2 separate regions of the Homo sapiens genome follow, and region 1 is linked to region 2. Evidence: chromatin loops called from intact Hi-C (ENCODE). Cell type or tissue: IMR-90. All regions are shown on one strand.

Evidence for each region. Hi-C counts contacts between places; a loop is a spot of excess contacts. Peaks named below come from ENCODE experiments on the same cell type or tissue, not always from the same donor. Only the 100,000 strongest peaks of a DNase experiment are listed, where the experiment ranks them.
Region 1: it touches region 2 in a loop (7-fold over the local background); 22 of 110 quality-filtered maps call a loop at or near these places.

The regions. Positions count from the first base shown.
Region 1 is chr6:158,056,447-158,064,446 of GRCh38, forward strand. It overlaps SYNJ2 (synaptojanin 2), which reads left to right. Exons shown (of 27, transcript NM_003898.4): 7 at 2,811-2,907; 8 at 5,546-5,718; 9 at 7,345-7,426. Among named protein-coding and RNA genes, the nearest start is that of SYNJ2-IT1, 59 kb to the left of the region's middle. In IMR-90, no CTCF peak of the experiment used is centred here; DNase peaks (open chromatin) are centred at 1,175, 4,155 and 4,625; H3K27ac peaks cover 4,835 bases.
Region 2 is chr6:157,310,934-157,318,933 of GRCh38, forward strand. It overlaps TMEM242 (transmembrane protein 242), which reads right to left. Exons shown (of 4, transcript NM_018452.6): 3 at 7,849-7,986. Among named protein-coding and RNA genes, the nearest start is that of TMEM242, 8.6 kb to the right of the region's middle. RefSeq lists enhancers at 1-409, 1,696-2,688, 2,689-3,680 and a silencer at 1,863-2,158. In IMR-90, a CTCF peak has its summit at 3,959 (motif pointing right); DNase peaks (open chromatin) are centred at 3,978 and 6,398.

The sequences.
Region 1 (8,000 bases), 750 kb after region 2:
GTCTCTTCTGTAATGCTTCTTACCCACGACACTGGGCTGGAGGCAGGAGCCCTCCCGTTCCCTTGCAGGTGCTGCTGCTCTCATGTTCATTGCTGACTATGTTCCCCTCATTCGAGATAACGTTTGGAAATAAGGTGACATGTCTGCCTAGTGGCCGCAGTGGGGCACCATGAGGGTCCCCCTGAAAGCAGGCTGCCCAGGTCCTCGATGGTGTCCCTGGACTGGCATGTGCATTGTCCTGGGTGCTTCCCAATTCTCTTCTCTGGGACATCACTGCGCTCTCAAGAGTCGTGCGGTTCTCTGATGGATTTGGTTGAGAGTAAATCCTTTCTTTCCCCCGCAAAACCTTCACACAGATAGTTTTTCTTCCCAGAGGATGCTTGTTTTCCTTTGCCTGAGCTGCATGGGTGCCCCTGTTAGCCGAGGCGGTCTCTTGTCACTTTGCTGTATGTGCTCCATATCTGAGGAGGGCTGTTTGCAGCAGGACTTTGGCTGCAGCTGCTTGAGTGGGGTCTTGTCATCTCTGTGTGGTGATGAGTCTCGGTGGAAGGGCTAACCTTTCACAGGGCGGTGCCTCAGTCTCTCCTCACAGGACAGTGAACCCCTTCTCCTTCCCCGCCCCGCTCTGCGGGCGGCTGCTGTGCACATCAGGGTGTGCTGAACTCTTGGTCCCTCCCTGAAGATGAGAAGGATGCTTCCAAATAGAAATCTGATTCCTCAGTATCCCGAAAAACTCCTGTTTTCCAAGTAGCTTCCTATGACAGTAACCCGTAGGCAGGGGAAGTGAAAAAAAGGCCTCAATGCTCAGGGTGACCCAGGAAGAAGCCCGTATGATGCCGACCTTGCTGCTGGTGCCAGCGTCCCCTTACACCCTGGGTGCCAGCGCTCCCTTACGCCCTGGGTGCCAGCGTCCCCTTACCTGGGTCGGCAGGGCCTCTCAGCTCACCAATAACGAGCATTTTACAATAAAGGGAAAGAAAGAGGAACCACGTCCCACACACCAAGCACTGTCCTTGTCACTTTCACTCGTCTTTTTAGTCCTCCTCGCCATTCTCCGCAGGAGGGGAAGTAGCCCTGCTTTATAGATGAAGGAGCCAGCTCAGAAGGGATGAATCATTTGATCAGGGGAGTTTGGGGTTGGGACAGCATAGAGTAATGATGAGGAATAGTGAGTAATAATGAGTAATAACAGTTTCCTTCTGGCCCTGGGCTTTGGAACCAGTTGAGAAGAAGGGGCAGGAATGAGACAGGAAGAGATCAGAAATGGGCCTTGTTTCCGATGAGCCACATTGTGGGATGTGGCTTGGATGTGTGGCCACGGTGGGCTCCCTCACCAGGGGCAGAGCCTGCACGTGTCAGAGCCAGGCCTGGGATGCACCTTCTCTGGGCAGACCGACCCAAAAGAAAGCCCACAAGGGCTGAAGCCACACACAGCCCGCCCCAGGGCTGCCTGGAGCTGCACGTGGAGACGGGAGCCCGGGAGGGTGCTCACCCTTAACTTAGGCCAGGGAGTCAGCAGGCAAGCCTAACTTCAAACTACCCACTTCAAAATCCATAGTCTTTCTACTACTGTCCCTTAAAGTTAGTAAGAGAATGTTTTCTCTTACTGCATAAGAAAAAAAATGATTTTTTTCATGATCATTATTAGCTCTTTAAAAAATTCCGCTCATAAACGTGTCATTACAGAAATTTGGAAAAGAGAAAGATGTTTAAAGAAGAAAAGAACTTGAATCATATAAAATTCTACCACTTTTGACATCATGTGTTTTTTTCCAGTGTTTTTTCTATATTTAGGCATAAAGATTGCACCATTAAACGATAATTTGACATCTGCTTTTTGCATTGTATCATTTCCCTATGTTTTGTTTAAGGCACTACATTTCAACATGTTTAAATTTGAAATGTAAGGTTACTTTTAAAAAGCTGGTGATCAAGAATAAATATTGGAATCTCTCCCTAATATTTCAACATACATATTTAGAAAGTAGCTTCCAATACAAGGAATGTTTTCCAAAGCCTGCAAGTTTTGTTGTATCTCCTTGTTGTGGTTTAGCATAATGCAATATAGCACTTAGATTGAAAACAGGATGCTGAGTTGAGAGCTCTCCTGCCAGTTGTTCTAGTTTTGAGAAGGGTGGGTACCAAGCAAAATAAGAGATTCATTTCACACATGTGCACATTGCATGTGTAAGACTCTAGCCCAGGCACGGTGGCTTATGCCTGTAATCCCAACACTTTGGGACGCTGAGGTGGGAAGATTGCTTGAAGCCAGGAGTTCGAGACCAGCCTGGACAACATAGCAAGACCCTGTCTCTATGAAAAATAAATAAGTAAAAATTAGCCAGATGTGGTGGCATGTACCTGTAGTCCCTATTACTTGAGAGGCTGAGTTGGGAGGATTGCTTGAGCCCAGGAGTTTGAGGCAGCAGTGAGCTATGATCGTGCCACTGCACTCTAGCCTGGACAACAGACTGAGATCCTGTCTCAAAAACAAAATTCTCTTGATGAAAGTTCAGGTTAGGTGTTCTAGATATAATGGGAGGTGCTTTATAGAAAGTGCAGCATATCCTTTGTCTGATTCCAAACAAATGTAGAAGTCTACGCTAGCTAGTAGTAATGGCAGCTGGGAGGTGCAGGTTCTCTCCACCCAGGCTCATTTTCCACGATTTGGGTCATGGGGGACAGCTGGTCCTGGACTGTGGCACTAAGAAAGCATGACTCCTGCCCCGTCTTCCCTTGAGGGGCAGAACAGGGCAGAGTCTGCACCTGTGCCCGTGCCCAGCATCACGCCCACCCCGCTGCCTTTGCAGGCACATGGTGCTTCTGAAGGAGCAGTACGGGCAGCAGGTGGTCGTGAACCTTCTGGGAAGCAGAGGCGGAGAGGAGGTGCTCAACAGAGCCTTCAAGGTAAGGCCAGGCTGTCCTCTCCACAGCTGGGCTGGGCGGCAGGTGGCCATGGTGGAGCGTTGAGCCTGGAGGTGGCTCCTGCAGGGACTGGAGCTGACAGCCCAGCCCTCCTTCGTTTCCTGAGGCTTCCCCAGCATTCCGACCAGTGAACACGGCAGTGCTCAGTGACTCGGGCCCTGATACAGTGAGTGTAATTTCTTTTCTTTTTTTTTTTTTTTAAGACAGAGTTTGGCTCTTGTCGCTCAGGCTGGAGTGCAGTGGTGCAATCTCAGCTCACTGCAACCTCTGCCTCCCAGGTACAAGCGATTCTCCTCCCTCAGCCTCCCAAGTAGCTGGGATTACAGGCACTTGCCACCACGCCTGGCTAATTTTTGTATTTTTAGTAGAGACGGGGTTTCACCATGTTGTTCAGGTTGGTCAAGAACTCCTGACCTCAGGTGATCCACCCGCCTCGGCCTCCCAAAGTGCTGGGATTGCAGGCGTGAGCCACCGCGCCCGGCCTAGTGAGTGTAATTTCTGTGAGCTGATGGTTGGGAGAATTTGCTCAAAGTCAAAACAGAGCATCTCCTGTCCCCAGCCATGTGTCCCTTACCCTCCCTCCCCATGGGGCTTTGAGGGCTTCTGACCTCTCAAGGTACCCCTCTCAGTCCAGCCCAGGAGCAGGCAGGCCTCCCTTTCTGCCCTGGCTGGTCCTGGGTGAGTTCCCCCAGCCCCACAGGGCACCCGGCCTCAGGGCTCAGGAGCAGGAACTTCGGTGGCTTTCCCCTGCTTGCCGGCTGGCCTTCAAATTTCCCCCTCTTCCTCGGGCTTTCATGGCAGCTCCTGGACCTGCTGCTGCTGGGCTCCTGTGGGCTCCTTCAGACTTCCTTGGGGGGCTTTTCCTGGCGATCCTGGACAGATCCTGGGCAGGGTCACAGAGCCATGGGAGCAAGAGACTCCGCCCACCTGGCCAGGTTCCATCCCTGTGCATGGATCCCAGGCCTCCAGCCCCCGCCCCCTGCTCCCCAGGCGCAAGACGTTCCAGAATGAGCCAAGGGGGCTCCTGGTTCCTTTACCAGCCTCCATGTCCCCTGCCTAATAGAGAAAAACTCTCTCGTTGTTTAAAGCTCAAAGATATCCCTTACAGAGAGAGCTCGAAGTCGCCTCACTGGGGGTTAGGGCGATCTCTGAGCCTTTCCCTCTGCTTAGAAATGCCACATGCTCATGCTCAGAGCAGGCACTTCCTGGTTGCCAATTTTATTTGGCCAGACCTGCTTTTCCTGTTTGGTTTGTTGCTATTAGCAACGAGCTCCAGAAGTGTCTCCCTTCCCACCCATCTTGGCAGTGATGCTGGCTGCTAATTTGAAGGAAGAAGGGAAAAAGCTAAAAAATAAGAATAATAATAAGAACCCCAAGTCCTTTTCCCCTATGCCTTGAGTTGTGGCCCCTCCCATCAGTGGGTGAAGTGCCCGGCACTGGTGAGGGCGGGAGATGGCAGCCACCTCATGCGGAGAAGGGTGGGCTCCTGGCCAGGTAGGGAGGGGCACTCTAGCTGAAGACCTGGGTCATGGCCCTGCCTGGGGTGGCCCTCAGCCACCTCAGCTTGGCCCAGACCAAGGTTGGTGGCCCAGCAGCCTGCCCAGGGCCCAATGGCCATCAGTCCTGCTGGATGAAGCACTGGCTGTGGAATGCATGGCACTGAGCCACCAGGCACTGTTGGGCTCCTCCAGCTTCTTGCTCACAGCAAGACTTGCTTGATGATGGCAGCACTGCATTGATTTACACTCAGACCTATCACAGGCAGTCACGTTGAGTCAGATCAGATGACCCCCAAGTCCTTCTAGTCCTTCCAAGTCACTAGGACCTCTGGCTGGGCAGAGGCTGGACTGGCCTGACCTGAAGCCACAAGGGCATGAGTGCAGGGTGAGAGGCCTGGAAGCCGGGTGGCCTGGGTAGGCGGACAGTTTGTCCTTCATCACGGGGCTCTCTGGGGAGAAAGCCAGGGAGCTGCCAGGCCAGGGAAGCCTCATATGGAAGGGAGGGCTCTTAAGGGCATCCTGGTGCCATCAGCAGCCCCTTGACCTGCTTCCCATCTCTCCCCACCTTCACTCTGGCTCCCTGACCATCCTGAAGTAGCATCGGGATGTGGGACCCACCTGGGCCACTTCAGCTGGAGACTTGGTCTCTTCAGAGCATAACCACCAGAGGCTGGTGCGCGGCAGGATGGGGCCGGTTACTAGGGCAACGGGGAGCTGGATTATGAGCTCTGCAGCCTGCCACAGCACTGCTATCTCTGAGGGCCTGGGGCACCTGGGCCACCTGAAGAACAGAGCAGTCCTTCCTCACCTGTGCCCTCCAGAGAGCCCTGCAGGAGTATGATCTCTCCAGGAAGCCACACCTGCTCTGGCTTCTTTTGCTCAAGGGGGACCTTCTGCCCTTTCGCAGGCAAGACGCTCTTTGTGGGTTTTGTCCCCCCAGGGCCTTTGTCCTGTGCTTCCCTTTTGGGGTCAACTGCCTGGTCCACTGTGAGCTTCCAGCTAAAGCACGTCCTGCGGCGAGTCACCTTGGTTAGCCGCACGGGTCAAGCTCTGCAAGGAGCTTGCCCTCCTCGTCCTCCCTTCCCTCTGCTCCCCTCACCGCCCTCCCCTCCTCTTTTCAGAAGCTGCTCTGGGCTTCTTGCCACGCGGGCGACACGCCTATGATCAATTTTGACTTCCATCAGTTTGCCAAAGGTGGGAAGCTAGAGAAATTGGAGACCCTCTTGAGGCCACAGTTAAAGCTGCACTGGGAAGACTTCGATGTGTTCACAAAGGGGGAGAACGTCAGTCCACGGTGAGGCTCGCTGCGCACTGTGCCGCGTCTTCTGCTGGGGGGAAGCGTCAGTCCACGGTGAGGCTCGCTGCGTGCTGTGCCTTCTGCTGGGTGAGGCGGCAGAGGGGCCGTGCAGTCTAGGACATGTGCCCTATGAGGGGCAGCTTCCTTCCCTCCCCACTCAGTTACCCTTGTGGTTTCCTGGGTCATAAGCTTGGCGACGCCGGGAATCTTGGGTTCCAGCTTCTCATCTCCCTTCCCACAGTAGGAGACAGGCTTTTGAATTTCTCAAGGAGATGTTGAGTCATGGTTTTCTGGCAAAAGAAATGAACTAATAAAGGGGACTGCATTAAAACATGGAGCTCCACGCTGTGACGCAGGCCTGTGAGAGTGAGGGCCACAGTCGCGGTGGGATGGCTGGCATAGACTTAGATTGCTAGAGGAGACCAGGGTATGGACTTCCCTGTTCAGAGCAGAGGAGAAAAACGAAGTCCAGTTCCCTCAGGTCACATGCAGGGGGTCCTCATTATTTGCAGATTCCATATTGGCTTATTTACCTATTCCTTAAAACTGATTTGTAACCCCAAAATCAGTATGCAAAGCATTTTTGCTGGACAGAGTATTTAAATACTCTGGCCTCGTATTTAAACAAGTTTCCTTTTTAAGATTTAGTACCATGTTTTTCACATTTGTGGGGTCTTTGTTAGGGGCCCCCCTTTGTTCGGGGATCTCATGGTTTAGAATGGCCCCAAGCAGTGTGCCGAAGAGCTGTCTAGTACTTCTGAGCACAAGAAGGTGGTGATGTGCTTTATGGAGAAAATGCACGTTAAGATAAGCTTTGTCCCTATATGAGCTACAGTGCTGTCGGCCATGGTTCAGTGTTAATTAAGCAAATATATATATTCAATAAGGTGTCTTTATATGGAAACATACATAAAACAAGGTTGTATATTGATCAGTTGATAAAAATGTGACCAGAGGTTTGCAGGAACCTAACCCTATATTTCCCCTAGGAGCGATGGTTCTGTGTTCATGTCCAATTCAGTGTTCCTACAACTTTATAGAACATAATTGCTATAAATAACAAGGACCAGCTAAACGTAAAACGACCCAGCTGTGCAGGCTACTGAGTGTGTGTCCTGGGGTCTGCCTGCCTTTCCAGAAGTGCTGGGGATCCACTGGGATGGACACTGGGGTTTCTGGGGGGCTATTGATGAGGAGGTGAGGGGTTCCCTCTTAGAACATGTTTCCTCACACCTGTAATCCCAGCACTTTGGAAGGCTGAGGTGGGCGGATCACAAGGTCAGGAGTTCGAGACTAGCCTGGCCAATGTGGTGAAACACCGTCTGTACTAAAAATACAAAAATTAGCCGGGTGTGATGGCACGCACCTGTAGTCCCAGCTACTTGGAAGGCTGAGACAGGAGAATCGCTTGAACCTGGGAGGCGGAGGTTGCAGTGAGCCGAGATCATGCCATTGCACTCCAGCTTGGGTGACAGAGGTGAGACTCTGTCTCAAAAAAAAAAAAAAAAAAAAAAAAAAAACCATGTTTCCTTGGGAGTCAAAAGTCAGACATGGGCCTCTGTGCTATGGCCACTGCTTCTTTGAAAACAACATATAACCGTTTACATTTCTTCTTGTCCTAAGTTTTCAGAAAGGCACTTTGCGGATGAACTGTCTTGACTGCCTGGACCGAACCAACACTGTGCAGAGCTTCATCGCGCTCGAGGTGCGTCCCTGCCACAGCCTTTTCGGCCATCTGTGCCAGGTCCTGTGACTTCAGCTGGACAGGCTGGGCTGAGCACCTTTAGCGGCAAGATGAGGGTGGCATCACCAAGACAACCTTCTGACTATGGGGAAGGTGGACAGGGAGACACTGGGACATCCAGAGAGGGGTTCCCCAGGAGGCTGCTTTCTCTGTCGTAGGCACACTTTCTCACACCCTCTTGTGAAATGCATCCCAGACATGGTGGCCCAAAGGCTCCTCGGGAACAGCGGTTGTGTGTAATGATTATCGTGGATGCACCATTGGCCAAAGGCAGTGTGAGGCTGGCCGGATGAGGCTGGATTTGAAGCTGGGGAGGGAGACCTCTGTCTGCATGGCCCCAGCTGCCTGGTTGACCTCTCCTGGCTGGGGGGTCGGGGGTAGGGTCAGCACCCCCTGCTGTCCACCACTGTTTGCTCTTCAGCCTCTGGCATTGGGTGGGGCGGGGCGGGGTGCAGGGGCGTTCAAGTGTCAGGGGGTGAGAGGAGGGCTTGGGTGGACCCTATAGATAAAGTTGGGGTGAGATGTGGGAAGTCAC
Region 2 (8,000 bases):
ATCATAGTGCCCCAGTGTGCACTCACCTGGCCTCATCATAGTGTCCCAGTATGCGCTAACCTAGCCTCCCCAGTGTGCAGTCACCTAGCCTCATCATAGTGTCCCAGTGTGCGCTCACCTAACCCCATCATAGTGCCCCAGTGTGCTCACACCTAGCCACATCATAGTGTCCCAGTGTGCACTCACCTAGCCCCATCATAGTGTCCCAGTGTGCACTCACCTAGCCCCATCATAGTGTCCGAATGTGCGCTCACCCAGCCTGATCATACTGTCCGACTGTGCGCTCACCTAGCCTCATCATAGTGTCCCAGTGTGCGCTCACCTAGCCTCATCATAGTGCCCCCGTGTGCACACACCGAGCCTCATTATAGTGTCCCAGTGTGTGTTCACCTAGCCTCATCATAGTGTCCCAGTGTGCGCTCACCTAGCCTCATCATAGTGTTCCAGTGTGCGCTCACCTAGCCTCATCATAGTGTTCCAGTGTGCACGCATACGGCCTCATCATAGTGTCCCAGTGTGCAATCACCTGGCCTCATCATAGTGCCCCAGTGAGCACTCACCTAGCCTCAGCATAGTGCCCCAGTGTGCACTCAACCGGCCTCATCATAGTGTCCCAGTGTGCGCTCACCTAGCCTCAACATAGTGCCCTAGTGTCCCCTCACCTAGCCTCATCATAGTGTCCCAGTGTGCGCTCACCTGGCCTCATCATAGTGTCCCAGTGTGCACTCACCCGGCCTCATCATAGTGTCCCAGTGTGCACTGAGCTAGCGTCATCATAGTGCCCCAGTGTACACTCATCTAGCCTTATCATAGTTTCCCAGTGTGCACTCACCTAGCCTCATCATAGTGCCCCCGTGTGCACACACCGAGCCTCATTATAGTGTCCCAGTGTGTGTTCACCTAGCCTCATCATAGTGTCCCAGTGTGCGCTCACCTAGCCTCATCATAGTGTTCCAGTGTGCGCTCACCTAGCCTCATCATAGTGTTCCAGTGTGCACGCATACGGCCTCATCATAGTGTCCCAGTGTGCAATCACCTGGCCTCATCATAGTGCCCCAGTGAGCACTCACCTAGCCTCAGCATAGTGCCCCAGTGTGCACTCAACCGGCCTCATCATAGTGTCCCAGTGTGCGCTCACCTAGCCTCAACATAGTGCCCTAGTGTCCCCTCACCTAGCCTCATCATAGTGTCCCAGTGTGCGCTCACCTGGCCTCATCATAGTGTCCCAGTGTGCACTCACCCGGCCTCATCATAGTGTCCCAGTGTGCACTGAGCTAGCGTCATCATAGTGCCCCAGTGTACACTCATCTAGCCTTATCATAGTTTCCCAGTGTGCACTCACCTAGCCTCAACATAGTGCCCCAGTGTGCGTTGATCTGACCTCATTATAGTGCCCCAGTGTGCAATCACCTAGCCTCATCATGTCCCAGTGTGCACTCACCTGCCCTCATCATAGTACCGCAGTATCCACTCACCTAGCCTCATCATAGTGTCACAGTGTGCACTCACCGAGCCTCATAGTGCCCCAGCGTGCACTCACCTAGCCTCATCATAGTGTCCCAGTGTGCACTCACCGAGCCTCATCATACCGCCCCAGTGTGCACTCAGCTAGCCTCATCATAGTGCCCCAGTGTACGCTCACCCGGCCTCATCATAGTGCCGCAGTGTGCACTCACCTAGCCTCACCATAGTGTCGCAGTGTGCACTCACCCGGCCTCATCATAGTGCCCCAGGGTGCACTCACCTAGCCTCATCATAGTGTCCCAGTGTGCGCTCACCTGGCCTCATCTTACTGTCCCAGTGTGCGCTCACCTGGCCTCATCTTACTGTCACAGTGTGCGCTCACCTAGCTTCATCATAATGCCCCAGTGTGAACTCAACTAGCCTCATCATAGTGCCACAGTGTGCACTCACCTGGCCTCATCATAGTGTCCCAGTGTGCACTCACCTAGCCTCATCATAGTGTCCCACTGTGCGCTCACCCGGCATCATCATAGTGCCCCAGTGTGCGCTCACCCGGCCTCATCATAGTGCCTCAGTGTGCGCTCACCTAGCCTCATCATAGTGTCCCAGTGTCCGCTCACCTAGCCTCATCATAGTGTCCCAGTGTGCACTCACCTGGCCTCATCATAGGGTCCCAGTATGCACTCACCTGGCCTCATCAAAGTGTCCCAGTGTGTGCTCACCCGGCCTCATCATAGTGTCCCAGTGTGCGCTCACCTGGCCTCATCATAGTGTCCCACTGTGCGCTCACCCGGCCTCATCATAGTGCCTCAGTGTGCCCTCACCTGGCCTCATCATAGTGTCGCAGAGTGTGCTCACCTGGCCTCATCATAGTGTCCCAGTGTGCGCTCATCCGGCATCATCATAGTGTCCCAGTGTGCGCTCACCTGGCCTCATCATAGTGCCCCAGTGTGCGCTCACCTGGCCTCATCATAGTGCCTCAGTGTACGCTCACCGGGCCTTATTACAGTGTCCAGTGTGCGCTCACCTGGCCTCATCATAGTGCCCCAGTCTGCGCTCACCTGGCCTCATCATAGTGCCCCAGTGTGCACTCACCTAGACTCATCATAGTACCCCAGTGTGCAGTCATCTGGCGTCATCATAGTGCCCCAGTGTTCGCTCACCTAGCCTCATCATAGTGTCCCAGTGTGCGCTCACCTAACCCCATCATAGTGCCCCAGTGTGCTCTCACCTAGCCACATCACAGTGTCCCAGTGTGCATTCACCTAGCCCCATCATAGTGTCCCAATGTGCGCTCACCTGGCCTCATCATAGTGTCCCCGTGTGTGCTCACCCGGCCTCATCACAGTGACCCACTGTGCGCTCACCTGGCCTAATCATAGTGTCCCAGTGTGCGCTCACGTGGCCTCATCAGAGCGCCCCAGTGTGCGCTCACCTAGCCTCATCACAGTGCCCCAGTGTGCACTCCCCTAGCCTCATCACAGTGCCCCAGTGTGCGCTCACCTGGCCTCATCACAGTGTCCCAGTGTGCGCTCACCTGGCCTCATCACAGTGTCCCAGTGTCCGCTCACCTGGCCTCATCATAGTGCCCCAGTGTGCGCTCACCTAGCCTCATAGTGTCTCAGTGTGCACTCACCCGGCCTCGTCATAGTGCCGCAGTGTGCGCTCACCCGGCCTCATCATAGAGCCCCAGTGTGCGCTCACCCGGCCTCATCATTGTGTCCCAGTGTGCGCTCACCCGGCCTCATCATAGTGTCCCTGTGTGCGCTCACCCGGCCTCATCATAGTGTCCCAGTGTGCGCTCACCTGGCCTCATCATAGTGCCCCAGTGTGCACTCACCTGGCCTCATCATAGTGTCCCAGTGTGCGCTCACCTGGCCTCATCATAGTGTCGCAGTGTGCACTCACCTGGCCTCATCATAGTGTCCCAGTGTGCACTCACCTGGCCTCATCATAGTGTCCCAGCATGCATTCCCATGATCATGTACACAGCTGATTTAGGAGACTACAAACCCAAAGTAAATGTTCATCTTTTTTTCCAGAATTAAGTTATTGTGATAAAATTGGTGCTATCTTAATTATAATCAAATAATAAAATACCATAGTTGAAAGTAATCGATGAACACAAACTGAACAGTCAAGCCGTGCTTGTTGGCCAGGGTGGGCCGGGGAGCAGGGTAGATACTGAACTGGCACTGATTTCTCCCCATTGTCAATGCTGGGCAAACTTACCTGCCTTGGTCTAACAAGACATCTTCTGCTACCTCTCCTTCTTTAGATCCTCTGGTTAAATGATATAACAGTGTGTAAAATACACATGTGTTTATATTTAATGTTATTATATGCATTCTATGTGAAATGAAATTCCAGAATAATTATGAATAAACAAACAGTAAAACCAAAATACTTTAAAGAAACCGAAGTTTCACTTTAAGCATTTTAAACATGTTCCCTTTTAGGCCAGCAGATGTAGCTGCGAATTAAAATAGGAACCGCAAGCACTTTCATCAAGCTGCTCTAGGTTAACCATTAGATGGCACCCTTTTGTATTGGAACTGGGTTTCTATCAGAGATTCAATTCAATTCGAGCTAGCTACTTACAATTATTTAACGCTGGAGTTGATTTTATCTAGAATGATCATCTCAGTTATTTATTGAGTGCATAGACTTGGACCATTTCTGTTTAACATTTTCTGACTGAGACTGTTTTCTTAGTCATACAAAGATGAGACAGTACACAGTGACAGAAGTTCTTACTGGACTCAGGGTAACCTCATAATTATCAAAACTCTCTAAACGTTGAGCTGAATATACCACATTGCTGTCTGCAAGCCTCAGAGCAGGGTCATACCATAAGAATTTGCTTAGAAAGTCAACAGGTAAGGTTTACCCCTTTACAGGGTAGCGCTGTCTTAGCACAGTGCTTGGCTCAGGAGAGACCCACAAATGACTTTAGAATGAACAAACCAGCAAATTAGTAAACACTACCGCCTTTAAAAGATATGACCTTGAAAAGGTATCAGTGAGTTCATTTTTCTGTGGGCCTTCTCAAACATGGAGATCAAACTGATATGCCTAATGATCTATATGCAGAGAGAGTGCATATGCAGTCTCTCTTTTTACTTAGACATAAAGATGTCAGGAACTCTCTTTCTTTGTGGTCCCAGCACCTAACCCAATCCCAGGTACCCAGCAGAGGCTGAGTAGATATTTCCTACTTATCACTGGATGACATAAAGATGCAATATAAAAGGATTCCACATATTCTTATATTCAGTAGTGCCAACCAGAAAATATTTTTTCTCCCCAAAATATCTTATTTAGGCAGCAATCCTTGTATCAATGCCAAAAAACAAAGAAGTTCACATTCTACCCATCTTCAGTGCTGGGCAAACGTATCTGCTTTGTTTGGTAACAAGATAGCTCCCAATACCTCTCCTTCTTTGGAACCTCTGATTAAATGATATACCACTGTGTGAAATAGAAATGTATGTTTGTATTTAATGTATGTGTTCTATGTGAAATGAAATTCCATAATAATTATGAATAAAAAATTGGATTATTCTAGCACAGTTGGATTATTCTAGCCCATAAACACTGAATTATCAAGTGTATAATTTAGATAACCTAATTTTGTTGGTTTATGAAAACTGGGATTGACTCTTCTAAGTGAGACTATTTGTATTTTCAAATACCTTAAAATTTTACTAAGTTTGTGACCCACATTACTAAACACTGGAAACATCACATATCAGTTCCACACAGTTCATGTAAAGTGCTAGCAGACTGTCATTTTTATAGAAACTAGAAGCTTAATAACTTTATTACTAAGTACTACTTAATAATCTGAAGATTCAGACCTGGGTTTAAATCTTGACACTGCCAATCACATGTTATGTCATCTTGGGCAAGTGATTTAACCTCTTTGAGCCCCAATTTCCTCATTTATAAAATGGGGGATATTAATATCTGCTAGATAGTTATTATGAAGATTAAATAATCTGCTATGTCTAAAATGTCTGTAGAATGCCTAAAATGGAAGAAGAGATTTTATATTGGTCGAAAGCAAAATTGAGGTTAACAGCAAAAATCATGAAAAATCTTCAGTCACAGGTTTTCTGTCTTTTCAAGCAATCTCTAATTTAGCATTACAAACAATGATTAGCCAGCAAAGTTAACTCAAAAATCAAGGTGAGGGCCAGGTGCAGTGGCTCACACCTTTAATCCCAGCACTTCGGGAGGCTGAGGCAGAAGATCGCTTGAGTCCAGGAGTTCGCAACCAGCCTGGGCAACATAATGAGACCTCATCTCTACAAAAAATAAAAAAAATGAGCCAGGCATAGTGACATGCATCTGTGGTCCCAGCTACACAGGAGGCTGAGGTGGGAAGGTTGCTCGAGCCCAGGAGGCTGCAGTGAGCTGAGGTCACACCACTGCACTCCATCCTGGGTGACAGAGGAAGACCTTGTCTCCAAAGAGTCGAAAATAAAAATAAATTTTAAAAACAAAGGTTAGACTAGGAGAAAAGCACCATCATCTGTCTATCAGTGTATTCTGAGTGGAAAGCACAGTAATGTTTATGTTTGTTTACGATTAAACTAAATATGAAAAGCTCAATAATGTCTATGAGGTTGTTCCTGCAACCCTGCCAACTTGCCCCAGTTTCTTCCTCCCTGCTGAATCATTCCCATCAGCATATACATGCTGTTAATTCTCCCAATGTAAAATATAACAAGTAAAAACTTATCTCTTGATCCCATTCTTTTTTCCAGCTATGACCCCATTTCCTTCCTTCACTTTGTGGCAAAACTCAAGACTCACCTAGATATACTGCCTCTGATTCTCCTCTATTCTCTTTTGAATCACTCAGGCTTCACTCCACCATTTCACCAATGGCTGTCACACTGCCAAACCGGGTGAATCATCAGTCCTCATCTTACGTAACTTATCACCAGCATACAACACAGTCAGTCACTTCTCCTTGAAGTGTTTTCTTCACCGGGTGTCCAAGTCACCAGGCCAAGGAGATTTCCCTCTTCAGTAGGGTACTTTCCCCTCATTCCCCAACCTCTTAACATTAGGAGTCCCCAAGAGTTCCTTCCTCAGACCTCTTCTCTTTTCTTTCAACCTTCACTGCCTTGGTGAGTTAATCTAGTCTCACAGCTTTAAATGCTAGCCATATACTGATGAGTCTCAAATTCAAATCTTCACCTTGTACTTCTCCCCTAACTCTCAACTTCTATATCTAACTGCTTACTTGCTCTCCATCTCACTATCAAACGGATGTGTCAACCTCACAAGTCAGATTGAGCTCCTGACATTATCTCCCAATACCTCCTTTTCTCACACTGCTCCCCACCCATCCTTCAGTTGCTCAGGCCAAAAGTCTTGATGACATCCAACTTCACTCTTTCTCACACCCCACATCCAATCAACAACAAATCTTTGCTGACTTGACCTTCAAAATATATCGACATCTGTTTTCATCAACTTTACCGCTGCCACCTATCTCAAACTACTGCCAATTCTCACCAGTCACGAAGGGTCCGGTCCACAGAACTTCCAACCAGTTGTTTAAAAAAAGAAGGCAGTCATTCTTAATGTAATGCTCTGTAGCTTGAAGTATAAATTTTACATATATACACAAACACAGACACAGACACACAAGATTTTAGGATTTTTTCCAAAAATGTGTAAATAACACATTAGTAATTTAAATAATTAATTTTAAAATGCTTTAACTTTTACAAAGATTATATATATATGTCAAACAGCAATAGAAAGTTGTTCCAAATTAATAATTTTATTGAACAAATCGCTAATGTCAATTTGTTTATTTATTCTACTTTGTTTTTGAGACAGGGTCTTACCCCGCTGCCAAGGCTGAAGCGCAATGATCTTGGCACACTGCAGCCTCAGCCTGTGAGGCTCAGGTGATCCTCCTCCCTCAGCCTTCTGAGTAGCTAGGACTATAGGCGCATGCCACCACACCCAGCTAATTTTTTTATAGAGACAGGGTTTCTTTACATTGCCCAGGCTGGTTTTGGACTTCAGAGCTCAAGTGATTTGCCTGCCGCAGGCTCCCAAGGTGCTGGGATTACAGGCATAACCCACTGCACTCGCCCTAATGTCAATTTATATAGAACATTAGCTATAAATTAGTCATTACTTAATTATATTTGAAGTTTTACCACCTTCAAAAATTGTATTTATTAGTAATAAGAAGTTGTCTAGTTATTTGTAAGAATTTAGTCACGTACTCTGTCATCATCTCCCTAGACAGTGACCAAACTACATGCAAATAAATTTGAAAACCAGAAAAATTTAGAACACAGTAAGCAGAATAAACATGTAGATACCAGGGACAAGACAGTAGTTACTTACACTGTGAACTCCTAAAGCTTTCCAGACTGCGAAGCTAATCACACCAACCCCACACCATGCATACAGGGAGCCCCAGCCCAGAGCTCGCAAGGCAAGGGAAGACCCGCTTTCCGGTAATGCAGCCGTGGCCATACTTCCCTGAAATGAAACAG